Regions from separate parts of the Homo sapiens genome. Here region 1 is linked to region 2. A link is an interaction called in ENCODE POLR2A ChIA-PET data of the cell type or tissue named here. Cell type or tissue: Panc1. All regions are shown on one strand. Each heading gives the region's core, and the rest is flanking DNA. Links, peaks and the distances in the headings are about the cores only. Region 1 has its middle 43 kb from the start of CARD18. Region 2 overlaps LOC105369468 (a long non-coding RNA gene).

Region 1 (2,930 bases), core at 153-2,652, 72 kb before region 2:
TACTACCAATGGCTGAGAGGACAACGTTCTCCTCTTAGCGTCTGTTCAATCATATTTATCAATATATTTGCTCTATCATTAATTCACATGCACATACACACATACATTCAAGTAACATTCTTTCAACAATTCTTATTTCTTCTAACTCTCAAACTAATTTTAAAAACCACCAAACATCAAAGTCTCAGACTTGAATATAAAACAAATATCTACCAACCAGTCATACAATTCACAGAAGCCACATCTTGAGTGCTGACAGTGTATGTTCTTTGACACTAAAAAACAGACATAAACTGAAAATTCATGATGAATACAGATGAGGACAGTATTTGAATGTCTGGTGTTCTCAAAGACATTAGCCTCACCAACATGGCAGGCCTGGATGATTATCACCTTGGGTTTGTCCTTCAAACTTGGGCAGTTCTTGCTATTCAACGTTTTAAAGATTTCATTGAGTTGTAATACATCTGGGACTTGCTCAGAGTATTTCTTCCCACAAATGCCTTCCCGAATACCATGAGACCAGAGGCCTTGTGCTCTTGGTGCAGAGAAAATACCTCCAACTCTGTAGTCATTTCCTGAAAGAGACCATACTGCTGATTTTGGACTATGTGATTAACCCTCATGGCACCTTGGAAAGCCAATAAATAAGTACTTAAGGATTTCTTAAGTAATTTCATGACAAACAATGGAGGGCCAAAAAACCTTTTAGTCTTAATTTCGAGAAAGGTGAAGGAAGGTGTTGTAGGAAGTCATTCAGAGTTATCTGGTAAAGAGAACGTGGCATTACTGAGAAAAAAAAAAAAAAAACCTTCACATTTAAGTTAAACCAGACTCATGCTGAATGACTCTGATGTTTCAGGGGAATATGTAGCATCCAGCATCCTTCCATGGCAAGTTTATATTTTAGATTATCAACAGATTACAATTCTTGGTCCTACAACCAAGCTTTCTAATATTATTTAGTTACACAAAGGGCATGACCGTTGTCTCTATGGTATAATAGACCTTACCGAAGCAGTGAGATTTCTTTTCTCATCCACCTTGTACCCCAGATTTTGTAGCAGCATCATCATGCCTATGACATCAACCTCAGCTCCCACTCTTTTAGAAAGACTGTCAAACTCTTTGTTAAAGATAATGAGAGCAAGCATGATGTGTGCAGCTTGACTTGCCCATTATTGGATAAATCTGTAGGAAATGCAGTTTGGATGAATAGTCTTATTCTCTGTAATTTAATATTCACCTGGTTAATTTATGACCATTTTCCCTTTCTTAGTCCTATCAAGGTACCAAATCCCTTGGACTACACATTGAAAATGGGGAACGGAATTCAGTGCTACTTCGAGAGTAGGCATAGAAACTGCAAAGGCCCAGATGGCAGGTTAGCTACTGACTTCATTTTTCTTGATACGTAGGATTTTGAAAAATGCACAAGCTTTGAAGCCAGAATGCCTGAATTCTAAAACTGATTGCTCTAATTTTTTATTGTTTTTCTTTGGGCAGAATATTTAACAACCCCATGTCTCAGCTTCTAGATCTCTAAAATGGATTATTTTTAAGGTTAAAAATTATGTATTATCATGTACAAAATGCTTAGAACAGTGCCCACTCTTAGTGAACATTCAATAGCTGCCATTGTTGATGTTATTTATCCAGGAATTGGGTGCAATTAGGAACTGTTTCTATAAACCTGGGATCCTAGGATGCAGGATTTTTTTTTTTTTTTTAGGTAAAGGAAGCAGAAGTAAGATTCTCCGTTGAGAACAGCTCTAAGAAAAAGCCACTGCATTTCAGAATTGCCTCAAATGTATCTTTCACCCCACTCTAACCTTGTGTTCTGAGCATGGCACCTCTGTCAACTTTTCTTTCCATATCCTTTTAGCTTCGTCTAGGGAGCAAAGCTTGATGCTTCCTCCTGAGCCTGAGGATGTAGGCATAGCAGGGCTGTCCCACACTGCCACAGCCTGAGGAGTCGCAAGAGTCAAAGAATATCATGAACATTGGCATCCCTCTTTGTTCCGCTTTGTGTTTCTTACAGCCTCACCTAAGGATGAAGCCACAAAAGTGGAAATGCATTCTTAGGAAGACAATCCTGATCTTTCACCGCTGAATAATTTCACTGCTAATGGAGTACATTTCCAGCCAGAGATTTCCAGGTGTGCAATACAGGGATCTCCTTTCATATTTCAGGATCAGTATTTTTACAAGTATTTTAGATAAAAATGTAGAAAGGAAGCTTTTCAAGGCCATGCATGAAAAAATGCTCAGAAAACAATCAAATGTGTGAGATAAAATAGAACATAAATTTATTTCAAAAGATTTGAACCATAGAATAAAATTTAATGGGAGGAGGTCTTAACAAAATCTACCAAAAATCTTTAAGAAATATGTTTATCTCTTTATTTATTTACTGAATAGACATGGTAGTAAGCACTAGGAATACTTTTTTAATGAACTTTGGCCTGTCCTTCAGGATCTCTTCCTACTATGTATACATATGGAAGAAGGAGATTATTAAATATATGAACTAGAATGATAAATGCTAAAATCAAAGTGCACACTAGATGGATTTATAGCACTTAACATTGACTGCACAGACATATGAGGAAATGTTTTCACAGAGTTTATGTGAAAAAATCCTTGCAGCTTTTATTTCATCACCAGTACAACACCATCCGACAATGTGATATAGTTGTTAAAAAACTTAATGTAATCTTTGTTTCAAGATAGAAATTAGTTTTCTAGATTTGTGGAGTATCTTTTAGAAACTATTATGTCAAGGAAATAATATTTAATTTTGAAAACAAGTTTGAGAAACTGTTATACAATTAGTTAGATAAATAAAGGCAGCATGAATTGTGTTGACTTGGGGAAGAACTAATTGGAATGGATATATTGGAGAAAACTAAAAATTAGTAATTTGATAG
Region 2 (2,930 bases), core at 119-2,618:
TAAACAGTTACTGTATTGAATACATCTGATCATGTAACTCAACATATTTAACATACATCTGGATCATAATAGTTACAAAAATCAATTTTATTTTCTTCATGTTCTGAAATATTCCGATTACTCCACCATTAAATCTCAGTCTAATAATGCTTTATGTGGAGATAATAGTCATGTCCTATAAGAATTTTTATTTTTTGTTGATTACTATTGAGTGTGTTGAAAGTTGCTGGAATTCTAATTTCCAGGCAAGTGAAATGTTACTGTGCATTCAGATTATTCTAGACACACAATCTTAATCTGTGTATAGTCGGGGCTCAATATGTAGACTGGAGGAAGGCGTGGGCAGGGCAAAGGAAGGTGGCTGAGAACACAATTCGTAGAACACAGATATGCCGTCCTTTTCATCACTTCCTATTCTGTATGTCATGCACTCTCCTTTGGGGTCAAGGATAAATATCTTGCTCCTATATATACTGTTCACTGGACTATAATCTTGAAAGAAATTTGATGCTAGCATGTAATTAGCTCCCGTGAATATTTGTTGAATGAATGGCTGCATGAACAAATGAGTGTTATTAATTAATTGCTTGGTTACTTGGTTACTAACATGGAGGAGTTCTTTTCTGCTAATCATTTCCAGCTCATTTTCAACAGTCTCTTTCTTCTTCCATACAAATGTCAAAATTTCAACTTTGCCTTTGCTCAGTAACAAAAGATATCTGGGTTTCTTTAATAGACTACTACTCTTTTAAACTTATTAATTTTAGTAAATAGATAATGCTCATTAGAAAAATTAAAATACAAGTAATAGTCTCACTTTGAAAGTACCAAGTGACATTTTAATTTTGGTATTTAATCTTTACCCACTGGGTCTCTCTAAGAAGCACTGTCACAGATTACAAGATAAATGAAGTAAGTAGCATTTCTTTGCCAGAAAAGGACAGTCTGGACTGTACACAGATTTTAGCAGCACTTAGTGCTTTTCCCATCTTCATTCTATTTCACAAGAAGAAAAATCAAAGAGACAAGCAAACAGCAACTCTGTAAATGACTGCCAACTGTTACTGGAAGGAAATGGGTCATCTTTTTCACCAAATAGGTGACTGACAAATAACCAGCAAATTCCATTGCTTGGACTCATCATGCACCCAAAGTTATTGGCCTATTCACTACAACAATGGAGAGAGGACAGCTTGTAACAAAGGCAACATTTTGGAAAAGATGTCAAAATTAAAGAACTCTTCATAGTAATTTGAATACACCTTGAGAAGAGAGTGGATAATATTTTTCTCCTCTTTTTTTTTTTTTTTTTTTTTTTTTTTGAGTAGAGTTTCGTTCTTTTGGCCCAGGCTGGAGTGGAATGGCACGATCTCAGCTCACTGCAACCTCTGCCTGCCAGGTTCAAGTGATTCTCCTTCCTCAGCCTCCCAAGTAGCTGGGATTACAGGCATGCACCACCACACCCAACTAATTTTGTATTTTTAGCAGAGATAGGGTTTCAACATGTTGGCCAGGCTGGTCTTGAACTCCTGACCTCAGGTGATCTGCCTGCCTCAGCCTCCCAAAGTGCTCATCTTCTTAAAGTTAAAATAACATATCAGAAAGATCTGTTTAATATTTTTAAAGACAAATTCAGCCTTAAACTGAATTTCAATTTTATTTTATTTTTAATTTTTTTATTTTCATAGGTTTTTGAGGAACGGGTGGTGTTTGGTTACATGAGTAAGTTCTTTAGTGGTGATTTGAGAGATTTTAGTGTACCCATCACCCGAGCAGCATACACTAAACCCAATTTGTAGTCTTTTATCCTTCACCTCCTTCCCACCATTTTCCCCTGAGTCCCCAATGTCCATTGTATCATTCTTATGCCTTTGCGTCCTCATAGCTTAGCTTCTACTTATGAGTGAGAACATCCTGTGTTTGGTTTTCCATTTCTGAGCTATTTCACTTAGAATAATAGTCTCCAATCCTATCCACGTTGCTGCAAATATCATTCATTCATTCTGTTTTATGGCTGAATAGTATATTCCATCATATATATCTATATAATCATATATATAATCATATATAATCACATATATATATCATATATGTGATATATCATATATGATCATATATAATATCATATATATATATATCATAGTTTATCCACTCCTTGATTGATGGGCATTTGGACTGATTCCACATTTTTTCAATTGCAAATTGGGCTGCTATAAAAATACATGCACAAGTATCTTTTTTTTAATAATGACTTCTTTTCCTCTAGATCGATACCCAGTAGTAGAATTGATAAATCAAATGGTAGATCTACTTTTAGTTCTTCAAGGAATCTCCACACTGTTTTCCATAGTGGTTGCACTAGTTCGCATTCCTACCAGCAGTGTAGAAGTCTTCCCTTTTCGCTGCATCCATGCCAACATGTATGGTTTTCAGATTTTTTTAAAATTATTGCTATTCTTGCAGGAGTAAGGTGGATTGCATTGTGGTTTTGATTTGCATTTCCCTGATCATTAGTGATGTTAAGCATTTTTTACATGTTTGTGGGCTATTTGTATATCTTCTTTGGAGAATTGTCTATTCATGCCTTAACCCACTTTTTGATGGGATTGTTTGTTTTTTTCTTGCTGACTTGTTTGAGTTCATCGTAGAGTGTGGAGAATACACTTTCTTCTTTTTAAAGATAAAATAAAATAGCAGAAAGATCTGTTTAATATTTTTAAAGACAAATGCATCCTTAAACTGAATTTCAATTTTAATAAAATAAATATTTGACATAGATATTGTAATATTTGTGAGTAAATTGTATCTTATGGTGCTGAAATGCCTTTTTCTCCATTATTCTTATTAAAATCCATTGTTTCCAGGATGAATTCAACAGGTCATGGGCCTAATGAATCAAAATAAGTAACATTTTCTTTCTGATCTTTTTT

Evidence for each region. ChIA-PET counts read pairs that join two places held together with the same protein. Peaks named below come from ENCODE experiments on the same cell type or tissue, not always from the same donor. Only the 100,000 strongest peaks of a DNase experiment are listed, where the experiment ranks them.
Region 1: POLR2A ChIA-PET joins it to region 2 with 9 read pairs; 2 of 35 experiments call an interaction of 5 or more read pairs at or near these places.

The regions. Positions count from the first base shown.
Region 1 is chr11:105,095,617-105,098,546 of GRCh38, forward strand. It overlaps the pseudogene CARD17P and the pseudogene CASP1P3. Among named protein-coding and RNA genes, the nearest start is that of CARD18, 43 kb to the right of the region's middle. In Panc1, for the core only: no CTCF peak of the experiment used is centred there; no DNase peak of the experiment used is centred there.
Region 2 is chr11:105,167,591-105,170,520 of GRCh38, forward strand. The region is part of intron 4 of LOC105369468 (a long non-coding RNA gene); the gene reads right to left. The region is part of intron 2 of LOC105369469 (a long non-coding RNA gene); the gene reads left to right. Among named protein-coding and RNA genes, the nearest start is that of CARD18, 29 kb to the left of the region's middle. In Panc1, for the core only: no CTCF peak of the experiment used is centred there; a DNase peak (open chromatin) is centred at 1,075.